2 separate regions of the Homo sapiens genome follow, and region 1 is linked to region 2. Evidence: read pairs that join two places in POLR2A ChIA-PET (ENCODE). Cell type or tissue: Panc1. All regions are shown on one strand. Links, peaks and the distances in the headings refer to the core of each region. The heading gives the core; the rest is flanking DNA.

Region 1 (5,367 bases), core at 182-5,181, 1.0 Mb after region 2:
AAATTGAGAAGAAAGTAAGTTTCTCCCTGTGTGATTCAGTTATTCAAAGCCGTGTCCATGGATCACCTCAATTCTCCCATGCCACCAACAGGCCTGTGTTCTACCTGCTAGGAAAAAATTGCCCCTCAGACATCGCTGGGCCTGAGGAGCCACCTCAGATCAGCCCTAGGGCATCCTTATTAAATAACTAGTGTGAACCAAATAAAATATTAGGTGCTTTCACATACATGATCTCATTGAATCCTCAATATGACCACAAGAGGTTAATATTATTCCCATTATACAGATGAGGTAACTGAGGCCCAAGTGGCTCAGCATCACACACAAAATCATATGTGAAAAGACTGTGGTAAAATAGAGTTGTCAAAACTTGAGCCAGGCACTTTGGGAGGCTAAGGCAGGTGGATCATCTGAGGTCAGGAGTTCAAGACCAGTCTGGCCAACATGGTGAAAACCCCCTCTCTACTAAAAATACAAAAATTAGCCGAACGTGGTGACAGGCACCTATAATCCCAGCTACTCAGGAGGCTGAAGCAGGAAAATTGTTTGAACCTGGAAAGTGGAGGTTGCAGTGAGCCGAGATTGCACCATTGCACTCCAGCCTGGACAACAGAGCGAAACTCCGTCTCAAAACAACAACAACAACAAAAAAAAACTTGAGCCAGGTCAGTCTGACTCCAAACAGCTTTCTCTCCTCCATCACCATGCCACCCATGTTCTTATGCGTGATGGCACCCACAAATCTGATATGCCTATGTCATGTCCAAGGCCCTCTGGTCTCAGCTCTTCTCTCTAATTCACATCATTCATTCAGCAAATATTTATGACTACCTGCTCCGTGACACGCCTATTCCAGACACTGGGGATACAGCCTAGAAACCATTCTCCAGCTGAGTGACACCTCATAATCCCAGCTCATGCCTGCAAGCCCAGCACTTTGGGAGGCCGAGGCAAGTGGATCACTTGAGGTCAAAAGTTCGAGACCAGCCTGGGCAACACAGAGAGACCCCAACTATAAAAAATGTTTTTGAAAAAGTAGTTGGATGTGGTGGTGCACACCTGTAGTTCTAGCTACTCCAGAGGCTGAGGTGAGAGGATCGCTTGAGCTCTGGAGGTTGAGGCTGCTATGACCACACCACTGCACTCCAGTCTGGGTGACAGAGTGAGACCTTGTCTCAAAAAAAGCATTCTCCTTGCAGAACTTACATTCATGGTGGGGGAAGTTAGGCAATAGGTGACAGAGAGGTGTTTTAAATAGGGTACTCGGGAAAGGCTCTTTGAGATGTGGCCTGTGAGCTGACCCCTGCAGGGAGTGGAAGAGTGAGCCATGGGGATTAGCTGGGGCTAGTGGATTCCAAGCAGGGGGAACAGCCATGCAAAGGCCTGGAGGCAGGAGCCTGCCTACTGTATTTGAGAACCATTGTGGCTGGAGCAGTGTTGGGATGGGAGAAGCTAAAGTCAAAGAGGGAAAGATCCTGGGGTCTTGCGGACTATTATGAAGACTGGCTTTTTTTTTTTTTTTTTTTTTTGAGACTGGGTCTTGCTCTGTCGCTCAGGCTGAAGGTCAATGGCGCAATCTCGGCTCACCACAACCTCCGCCTCCAGCGTACAAGTGATTCTCCTGCCTTAGCCTCCCGAGTAGCTGGGATTATAGGCGCCTGCCACCACGCCTGGCTAATTTTTGTATTTTTAGTAGAAACGGGGTTTCACCATGTTGTCTAGGCTGGTCTGGAACTCCTGACCTCAAGTGATCCACCCGCCTAGGCCTCCCAAAGTGCTGGGATTACAGGCGTCAGCCACCACACCTGGCCAACTTTGACTTTTATTTTTACTCTGAATGAGGTAGAACCAGCCAAGGGTTCTGGGCTGCCACGGGTGCTAACAGAGTTCCCCTAGGGAACTGATTGTTGGGGGTTGTGGAGTAGAGAGACCAGGGAGGAGGGAGATTGGAGGCTGGACTCAGTCTAGTGGGAAGATGAGGCTTTGGGGGTGGGTGATGTCTCTGCTCCCTTCTGGGGGGTCCCAGATCTCAAACTGGCACCTACAGTCTTACCTCTTCCACGGTGCCTATCCCAGAGCCTACATTCAAACCCTAGCTCCACCGCTTACTAACCATGATCTTAACCCATCTGTGCAACAGTTTTCTCATCTGTAAAGAGGGGTGAATGTGAGGATTAAGTGAAGTAATACATGTAAATTGCTTAGAGAAGTGTCTGCCACTCAGAAGCACTCAATATATGTTCTCGGCAGTGCTGGTCACATTGCTGTGGCTGGAATGCTTTCTTGGCAGTTGTTTAATCTTGTGACACACACATGCACACATCCTGAAAATGCCAGATGCATGGCTCATGCCTGTAATCCCAAAACCGTGGGAGGCCAAGGAGGGAAGATTGCTTGAGCCCAAGAGTTCCCGACCAAGCTGGGCAACATCGTGAGACCCTGTCTCTACAAAAAATACAAAAATTGCCAGGGTGTAGTGACGTGTGCCCATAGTCCCAGCCACTTGGGAAGCTGAGGCACACGGATCACTTGAATCCAGGAGGCTGAGGTTGCAGTGAGCCATGATTACGCCACTGCACTCCAGCCTGGACAACAGGGTGAGACCCTGCCTCAATTAAAAAAAAAATGCCAGATGCAGAAACTTACTTTTAAAGAACACTCATTTGGAGCCAGGAGAGGGTAGCTCTCACCTGTAATCCCAGCACTTTGGGAGGCCAAGGCAGGCAGATCACCTAAAGTCAGGAGTTCGAGACCAGCCTGGCCAACATGGTGAAACCTCATGGCTACTAAAAATACAAAAATTAGCCAGGCGTGGTGTGCGCCTGTAATCCCAGCTACTTAGGAGGCTGAGGCAGGAGAATCTCCTGAACCCGGGGTTCGGAGGTTGCAGTGAGCCAAGATCGCACCACTGCACTCCAGCCTGGGCAACAGAACAAGACTCTGTCAAAAAAAAAAAAAAAAAAACCCACTCATTTGGATGTAGCCCCCTCCCGCTTCCTGGGGGTCGCAAGGGCAGCATGCCACCTCACTGCTAGAGATGTTCAGCAGGGAAGTGCCCTTGAACTGGAGCCTGGCCATCACCACTGACTAGCAGGGTGGCCTCAGGCAACACGCTCCGTTCCGTGCACCTCTTCTTCAACATCTGTGAGGGCAATGATCATGGTACTTGCCTCCCGGATGGTTGTGGGGATGAAATGAATCATGCCTGTAAGTGCTTAGCACAGACCCTGTAAAAGATGCCCGGTGAGAGCCACACCCAAACTCCTCTCCCTGTTCTTCAACATCCTCAGAAACCGGCCCTTCCTCTCTGTGTTTCTCCCTAGCCTGGCTCCACCCATCTCAGGCAAAGCAGCCTGTGTCTTGCTCACACTCGTTCCATGGCCCTTCCCAACCTGCTCAAGTCAGTGGCTTCCCTTCTGCTCCTTGCCAGACATTCATGCCTGGCCTTGACATCACTGCTTGAACCTCTTTGTCTGGGGGGAAATGGATACGATATTTGTAATATGATTACAGATTGTCATAACCAACAAGAAAAACAAGATCAGCGCTATGAGAGAGAGTGACAGGGTGGCCGTAGCTCAGGTTGAGCGGTCAAGGTAGCTGAGATGCAAAGGGTAGGGAAGAGCCAGTATGAGGGGCCGAGGGGCATGGAGAGTGTTCCTAGTAGAGGGAACAGCACAGAAGACCTCCAGGCAGGAGAGAGCCAGGCGTCTTTTACCCTCAAAACCGACTCAAAGCTCTCCTTTTTCAGAAGCTTCCCAGGACTGACTCAGTGCCTATCAATTATCTTGTATCTCTTTGGTATTTTCAGGACCCCCATCCAAGCAAACCCAGCAAGAAAATGTGCCTAAAAAATAGTCAGTCAGCCGGGTGATGGCCAGGCGCGGTGGCTCACGCCTGTAATCCCAATACTTTGGGAGGCCAAGGCGGGCGAATCAACTGAAGTCAGGAGTTCAAGACCAGCCTGACCAACATGGTGAAACCCCGTCTCTACTGAAAATACAAAAATTAGCTGGGTGTGGTGGCGCGCACCTGTAAGGGAGGCTGAGGCAGGAGAATTGCTTGAGCCTGGGAAGCAGAGGTTGCAGTGAGCCGATATCACCCCACTGCAATCCAGCCTGGATGAAAAAGCAAGACTCTGTCTCAATATATATATATACATACACATATATACATATATATACACGTATATATATACACACACATATATGTATATTTTTTTAAATAAAAATAAAGTCAATGAAAGCTTTTACTTCAAGAAAGAAAGAGTCCCTTGAATGTTGCCTTTTCGAAAGCCGCCACTATAGGATTCTTTTAAGTAGGGCCTCCCCCAATACCTGTGAGATGATGTCCAGCACGGAGCAGACCCTCAATCAGTATCTGACATGAATGGAAGGTTCTATTTATATCAGTGCAGCAAGCAGCTGGGTGCTGTGGCTCACACCTGTATTCCTAGCACTTTGGGAGCCTGAGGCAGGAGGATTGCTTGAGCTCAGGATTTCAAGACCAGCCTGGGCAACATTATGAGACCCTCGTCTCTACAAAAAAAAATTACAAAATTAGCCAGGCATGGTGGTGTGTGCTTGTAGTCCCAGCTACTTGGGAGGCTGAGGTGGGAGGATTGCTTGAGCCCAGGAGATTGAGGCTGCAGTTAGCCATGACTGTGCCACTGCACTCCAGCCTGAACGATAGACCAAGACTCTGTCTCAAAAAATAAATAAGACAAAATGCAGCAAATATAATGTTTACAGTTTACTTTGAAATACATCAAAAATGTTTGATATGGGGCTAAATGGACAGATGTGTGACCAAGCAAGTATGGTAAAATCTAAGTGGTGAGAATTCTGGTGTTCACTATAAAATTCTTTCATCTTTTCATGATGCTTGAAATGTTTTCAAAATAAAATATCGCAGGGGGAGGGAAGGAGCATATGTAATGAAATGATGGTATTCCACAAAATAAGGGAAAATGCAGTGACTATAAAGTGAGGAACGTCCCATTTTTTGCACAAATGCAGGCCCCTCCCCTTGCCGGTCATTGAGCTCTTATTGATGCGTGGCTTTGTGTGTTTGCATTCACATTCTGTTTATAGGCCTTGCCTCCCAGGAAGGCTGTGAATTCCCCAAGGGCAAGAACACTGTCTATTATTTTCAGTCCCCCATTGATGGAATTTTGTAGCTGGAAGCAACAGTTGTCGAATCCCTGCCTCCCTTTATACAGGAGGAAATCGTGGCCCCTAGAGGGGAAGTAGGCGGCCTTCAGGCATCTTGCTCCCGATTGGAACGCAAGTCTCCCAGCACCCAGGCTAGTGCCTGGGAGTGTTACAGAGACTTCACCGGGAACCACGAGAAGTCAGGTGCTGGCGA
Region 2 (5,367 bases), core at 272-5,271:
CATCACTACAAAAAATAAACAAAATTCACAGGGCGTGGCAGGGTGCGCCAGTGGTCCCAGCTACTCAGGAGGCTGAGGTGGGAGGATCACTTGAGCCCTGGAGGTCGAGGCTGCAGTGAACTGGGATCCAGACACTGCATTCCAGCCTGGGTGACAGTGAGAGACCCTGTCTCAAACAACAACAAACGAATAAACAAAAAACACCCAAACCATCAGGTTTTTATGCTGACACCCATGTTGACTGCTCAGCCCTCTCCCCGCAGTCTGACTTATATCCAGTGACTTCCTCTTGGATACCTGAGAGGCAGCTCCAGTCTCCAGTGCTCCACGCCGGGCTTCCCATACCCCCTCTGGCAGAGGAAGAGTCTTTTTTTTTTTTTTTGAGATGGAGTTTCGCTGTTGTCACCCAGGCTGGAATGCAATGGCAGGCTCTCTGCTCTCTGCAACCTCTGCCTCCCGGGTTTAAGTGATTCTCCAGTCTCAGCCTCCCAAGGAGCTGGGATTACAGGCATGTGCCACTATGCCCGGCTAATTTTGTATTTTTAGTAGAGACAGGGTTTCACCATGTTGGCTGGGCTGGTCTCGAACTCCTGACCGAAGCGATGATCCAGCCGCCTCAGCCTCCCAAAGTGCTGGGATTACAGGTGTGAGCCCCTGCGCCCGGCGGAAGAGTCTTCATGTTGTTTTGCGGCACCCTGCAGATCTGCCCCTCCCCTCCGTCCCTCCCCCGTCCCGTGACCTCTGATGTGCGCTTGTCTGCTGACTCTGGGGCTGGGGGCTGTGTTCTTCCCTAGGACTGCGGGCTGCAGCTGAGCGGGGAGGAGGGACGCCGTTGCTATCCCCTGGCGGGCCACCTACTGTGTCGTCGTTGCCACCTGCGGCGCCTCCAACCTGGGCCTCTTCCCTCACCCACTGTGCACGTCACTGAGCTCTGAGCAGGGGAAAACCCGTCCCTGGGCCGGGGTGGGTGTGGGTGTGGAGGGAGGGCCCGCGTGGGTGGCCCTGGTCAGCGTCAGGGGAGCTCCCTCCAATCAGTTTCCCACCGAGCTGCTGTCTGCAGGGGCCGGACCCCCGCGTGGAAGCTTCTATTTATTCACCGTCTGTGCCTGCTCAAGTCACTTCCCTGCGGGCCCTGCCTCCCACCCACCCCATCACCAGCTTTCCACTTGGAGGCCCCCTGTGCCCTGCAGCCTCAGGGTAGGCCGTGGGTCACCAGGCTGGAGAGGGCCCCTGCCTTGGCCAGGGGTGCGAGGTGACCCGGCTGCATTGCTGGGTGGGAGCTGCTGTCTGTTGTTCAGGGGCCTGGCCCCCGCCCTCCCCCCCGACCCCGACCTCGCAAAGCGCACTCCCGGGCAGGGTGTGGTCTGGAAGGCGGGGCTGGCGGGGACATGGGTGTTCCTGCATCTCCTAGCGCAGTTCCTGCTGGTGGGTGGAAGGGTGCCTGGTTTAGGCGGGGTCCCAGGAGGGGGTGAGGGGTGACACCCTTGGGGAGGGGGCCTGCAAAGGGCACTGCCTGTGGCCACGTGGTGTCTGTGGGAATTGGTCCTGGGGACTTTGATGGGTGTTTGCGGCCCCAGTTGCCGCCCTGCTCCCTCTTCCAGGGCTCCTGGCTTGGGCCCCCCGACCCCCCTGCTCAGCTCGGGAAAATCCCCGTGCGGCTCCAGCCCCGGGTCACGCTCAGGAGCGATGAGAGGGGCGCCCTGGCCACGCTTCAGGAAAGCCTGTGTCTGCGCGCGGGGCAAGGGGCTCCACGACAAAAGGACAAGATTTGACTTAAATTAAGTTTTTCCCTTGAGGATATTTTCATTTTCTTTAAAAGAATATAATTTTCTTCTAAGATCTTGGACCAGCCTTGTTATTTTTAAAGCAAATGCCGGCAAACTCACAAGTGTCTAGTTTGTCTGTTACGGAGCTGGTTTTCAGGTGGTAAGAACCTTGTGGTTTCAGGACTTTTGTCCTGAAATTCCTCTAAAACTTCGCCACGCGTGTCCACCTTTCAGACTTTAGGGTAGTGTGGGGTTCCGTGTGTGTCCGGGTGTTAAGGGCGGTCGCCCCATGAAATGCAGTGTGGAGGTCCCTCCGTGCTCCCCGGGACACACTGACGGGAATGTGGGGTCTGGACATGGGAGGCCCTGGTCCTGATGCGGAATCCCCAGGGGTTCAGGGGACATCTGGACTGAAGTCACTCGCCCCTGGGAGAGCCTGGACCCACCTCTTGGCTGCTGCTCTCCCCTTCCTCCCCCACCGTCAGGTGTGAGTTCTGTGAATCACTCGCGGGGCTGGGCTAGGCTCCGGGAACCAGCAGGGCTGTCCAGGCCGAGCCCAAGGGAACAAACACCAGGAGGCGCCCGCAGGGAAGTGGCGGCTTCGGAGTCCAGCAGGGCCGAGGCATGGCGCGGGCGCCACCTGGTGGGCTGAGCCGGCAAGTACAGGGGTGGTCAGGGAGCCTTAGCCAGGGACTTACACAGCGTGGAGAGCGCTGCATCTTAGAGTGGGGCCTTCAGCAGGACCAGGGGCCACTTCTTGGAGGAGGTGATCCCACTGGGGCCAGAGAGTAAAGTCCAGGCGTGGAGGCTCCGGTGCTGGCTCTCTCCTGCTAGCTGAGCTGCTTTTTCTTTTCTTTTCTTTTTTTTTTTTTGAGACGGAGTGTCATTGTGTCACCCAGGCTGGAGTGCAGTGGCACAATCTTGGCTCACTGCAGCCTCCGCCTCCCGGGTTCAAGCAATTCTCCTGCTTTAGTCTCCCGAGTAGCTGGGACTACAGGCGCACGCCACCACGCCCGGCTAATTTTGTATTTTTAGTAGAGATGGGGTTTCACCATGTTGGTCAGGCTGGTCTCCAACTGCTGACCTCAGGGGCGATCCACCCACCTCAGCCTCCCAAAGTGCTGGGATTACAGGTGTGTACCACTGTGCCCGGCTTTTTTTTTTTTTTTTTTTGAGACAGGGTCTCGTTCTGTCGCCCAGGCTGGAGTGCGTTGGCACAATCTGGGCCTACTGCAACCTCTGCCTCCAGGGTTCAAGTAATTCTCATGCCTCAGCCTCCCCAGTAGCTGAGACTACAGGTGTGCCCCATGACGCCCAGCTATTTTTTTTTTTTTTTTTTTTAAAGACAGAGTCTAGCTCTGTCGCCCAGGCTGGAGTGCAGTGGCGTGATCTGGGCTGACTGCAACCTCTGCCTCCCACGTTCAAGCATTCTGCCTCAGCCTTCCAAGTGCTGGGATTACAAGTGTGCGCCACCAGGCCTGGCTAATTTTTGTATTTTTAGTAGAGTCGGGGTTTCACCATGTTGGCCAGACTGGTCTGGAACTCCTGGCCTCAAGCGATCCATCCGCCTTGACCTTCCAAAGTTCTGGGATTACAGGCGTGAGCCACTGTGCCTGGCCTTACTTTTTGTATTTTTAGTTGAGAGGGGGTTTCAGCATGTTGGCCAGGTTGGTGTCAAACTCCTGACCTCAAGCGAGCCCACCTTGGCCTCCCAGAGTGTTGGGATTACAGGCTTGAGCCACCGTGCCTGGCCTGGGCTCCTTTGCCTTCTAACTGGTCAGTTGCAAAGCTGTCCTCTGAACTGTCCTCTCTGCTTCCTCCCTCAAACCTGCTTTGAGCCGGGTTTCTCCTTGTTGCCAACCCGGTCCTTCTCCTCCCCTTCCTTTGCATGTGCCATGGTGGGCCCTGTGCTTATATCCATGGGGTTGCTTCACTGAACCCTGCTCCATCCCGGTCACCATGCACGCTCCTGCCAGCTGGCCTGAGTCATCACAGCTTGGAGTCCCCCCAACCCCACCCAAGTAACACACTTTGTCAAAGGTCGCAGTCAAGGGACTGCATAGGCCCTTGGGGCAGTGGCCTCACCAGGCCACACTCTGCCCTTTCTTTCTGGGCCCCTGGGCCCCGCATTGCCTTCTGTCAGGGCTGGTGGCCACTGCTCCACCTCCTCCCCCGGAGCTGTGCATGGCAGTTCCCTCCGTGGGAGCCACTCTCCCGGGGTTTCTTCCTCTATGAAGAAACCTTGGCCTCTATGAAGTCAGGCCCCAGTTGTGACACCTCACTTGACACCCAGAAGTCTTGGCCTCTGCTCTCCAAGCTCATTTGCCAACAGCAGTATCTCCATTTCATGCCCAGGGGTGACACTGACCCCATGATTATAGAGATGGAGGATGCTGTGTGAGAACTGGGCTGAGCCATGCCAGTGGCCTGTGACCCTCCAGCCCTGGATGCCACCCCCCACCTGCCCAAGGGGACCCCCACTGATGTGGTCTCTGCTGACACCTGTGCCTGTGCCTGGGGTCCCTGTCATCCTTCCCTGGTCTGAGTGGCAAGTCTCCTGCCATCCCTGTCCCCGCTATGCGGTGAGCTCTTCAGCTTGGGCCCGCCTGGTGGCTCACGCTACTCTCCACCGTGCCTGGATTAGGGCGAGTGCTGAGGCTGGAGCTGACCCTGCCCTGGCCTTCAGGGTCTTGGCTTAGTTCCACCTGCACTGGTCCAAGTCCAGCCTGGTTGCCTAGTGAAGGATCCACAGTGGGTACATAAAGGGCCAAGCGCTGTCCACGTGGACACATCCTATGTGGGCGTGAGTGCTCCCTGCAATCCCCAGACAAGCCTGCCTCTCAGCGGGGCTCAGCTCAGAGACATAGACCCTGGAGGGCTGAGTCTGCCTGTGTGCGTGTGTGTGTGCATGTGTGTGTGTGTGAGAGAGAGACAGGGATGGGGGGAGAGTGTGTGTATCAATGAGAGAGACGGAGAAAGTCGTGTGTGAAAGGGATTGAATATTTCAGAAAATGAATGAGAGAGATTGGGAGAGATGGTGGGAGGTGGAGTGGGAGAGAGACCTGTTGTTTAAGAGGGAGACTGAGTGACTCCGAGAATGAGGGGGAAAGATACGGAGACAGGATAAGCTGCAGAGAGAGAGGGAGAGAGGGATTGAACTGGAGCGAGACCAACAGAGCCCTGACGCTGGGATTTGGGAGGATTTGGTGGGTTCTCAGTGACCCCACTGAGGCCTGACCCACCAGTGGAAAAGGCTCACCTCCTGTAAGTGACCACACTGTGGGGTGTAATTGTGTGTTTGTTTGTGTGTGTGTGTGTGTGTCTGTGTGTGTGTTGGCGTCGCCCTGATGGCCTCTTGGAGGGTCCTGGGGTGGGTGGGTCTTGGGCATGGGGTGCCCTCTGCCCTCATTCTTTCTTCATCCGGGCTCCCTGCCCCTGTTGGGGTGGGAAGCACAGATGTCAGCTTGCTGAGCTGCAGGTACCATGACAATCCCAAGTGGAACTGCTCTTGGGGGGCTGTGTGGGGAGGGGCCACTGGGCAGGATTTATGAGACCTGGGCAGAGGTGTGGGGAGCAGTGTGGGCCAGAGGGTGACTGGGGG

The links. ChIA-PET counts read pairs that join two places held together with the same protein. Peaks named below come from ENCODE experiments on the same cell type or tissue, not always from the same donor. Only the 100,000 strongest peaks of a DNase experiment are listed, where the experiment ranks them.
Region 1: POLR2A ChIA-PET joins it to region 2 with 6 read pairs; 1 of 35 experiments calls an interaction of 5 or more read pairs at or near these places.

Annotation. Positions count from the first base shown.
Region 1 is chr19:35,516,212-35,521,578 of GRCh38, forward strand. No RefSeq gene overlaps it. Among named protein-coding and RNA genes, the nearest start is that of DMKN, 5.2 kb to the left of the region's middle. In Panc1, for the core only: no CTCF peak of the experiment used is centred there; a DNase peak (open chromatin) is centred at 2,320.
Region 2 is chr19:34,499,335-34,504,701 of GRCh38, forward strand. It overlaps WTIP (WT1 interacting protein), which reads left to right. Exons shown (of 8, transcript NM_001080436.2): 8 at 795-5,367. The coding sequence ends at 935. Among named protein-coding and RNA genes, the nearest start is that of WTIP, 20 kb to the left of the region's middle. RefSeq lists a silencer at 2,476-2,535 and an enhancer at 4,085-4,906. In Panc1, for the core only: a CTCF peak has its summit at 2,381 (motif pointing left); a DNase peak (open chromatin) is centred at 2,417; H3K27ac peaks cover 341 bases.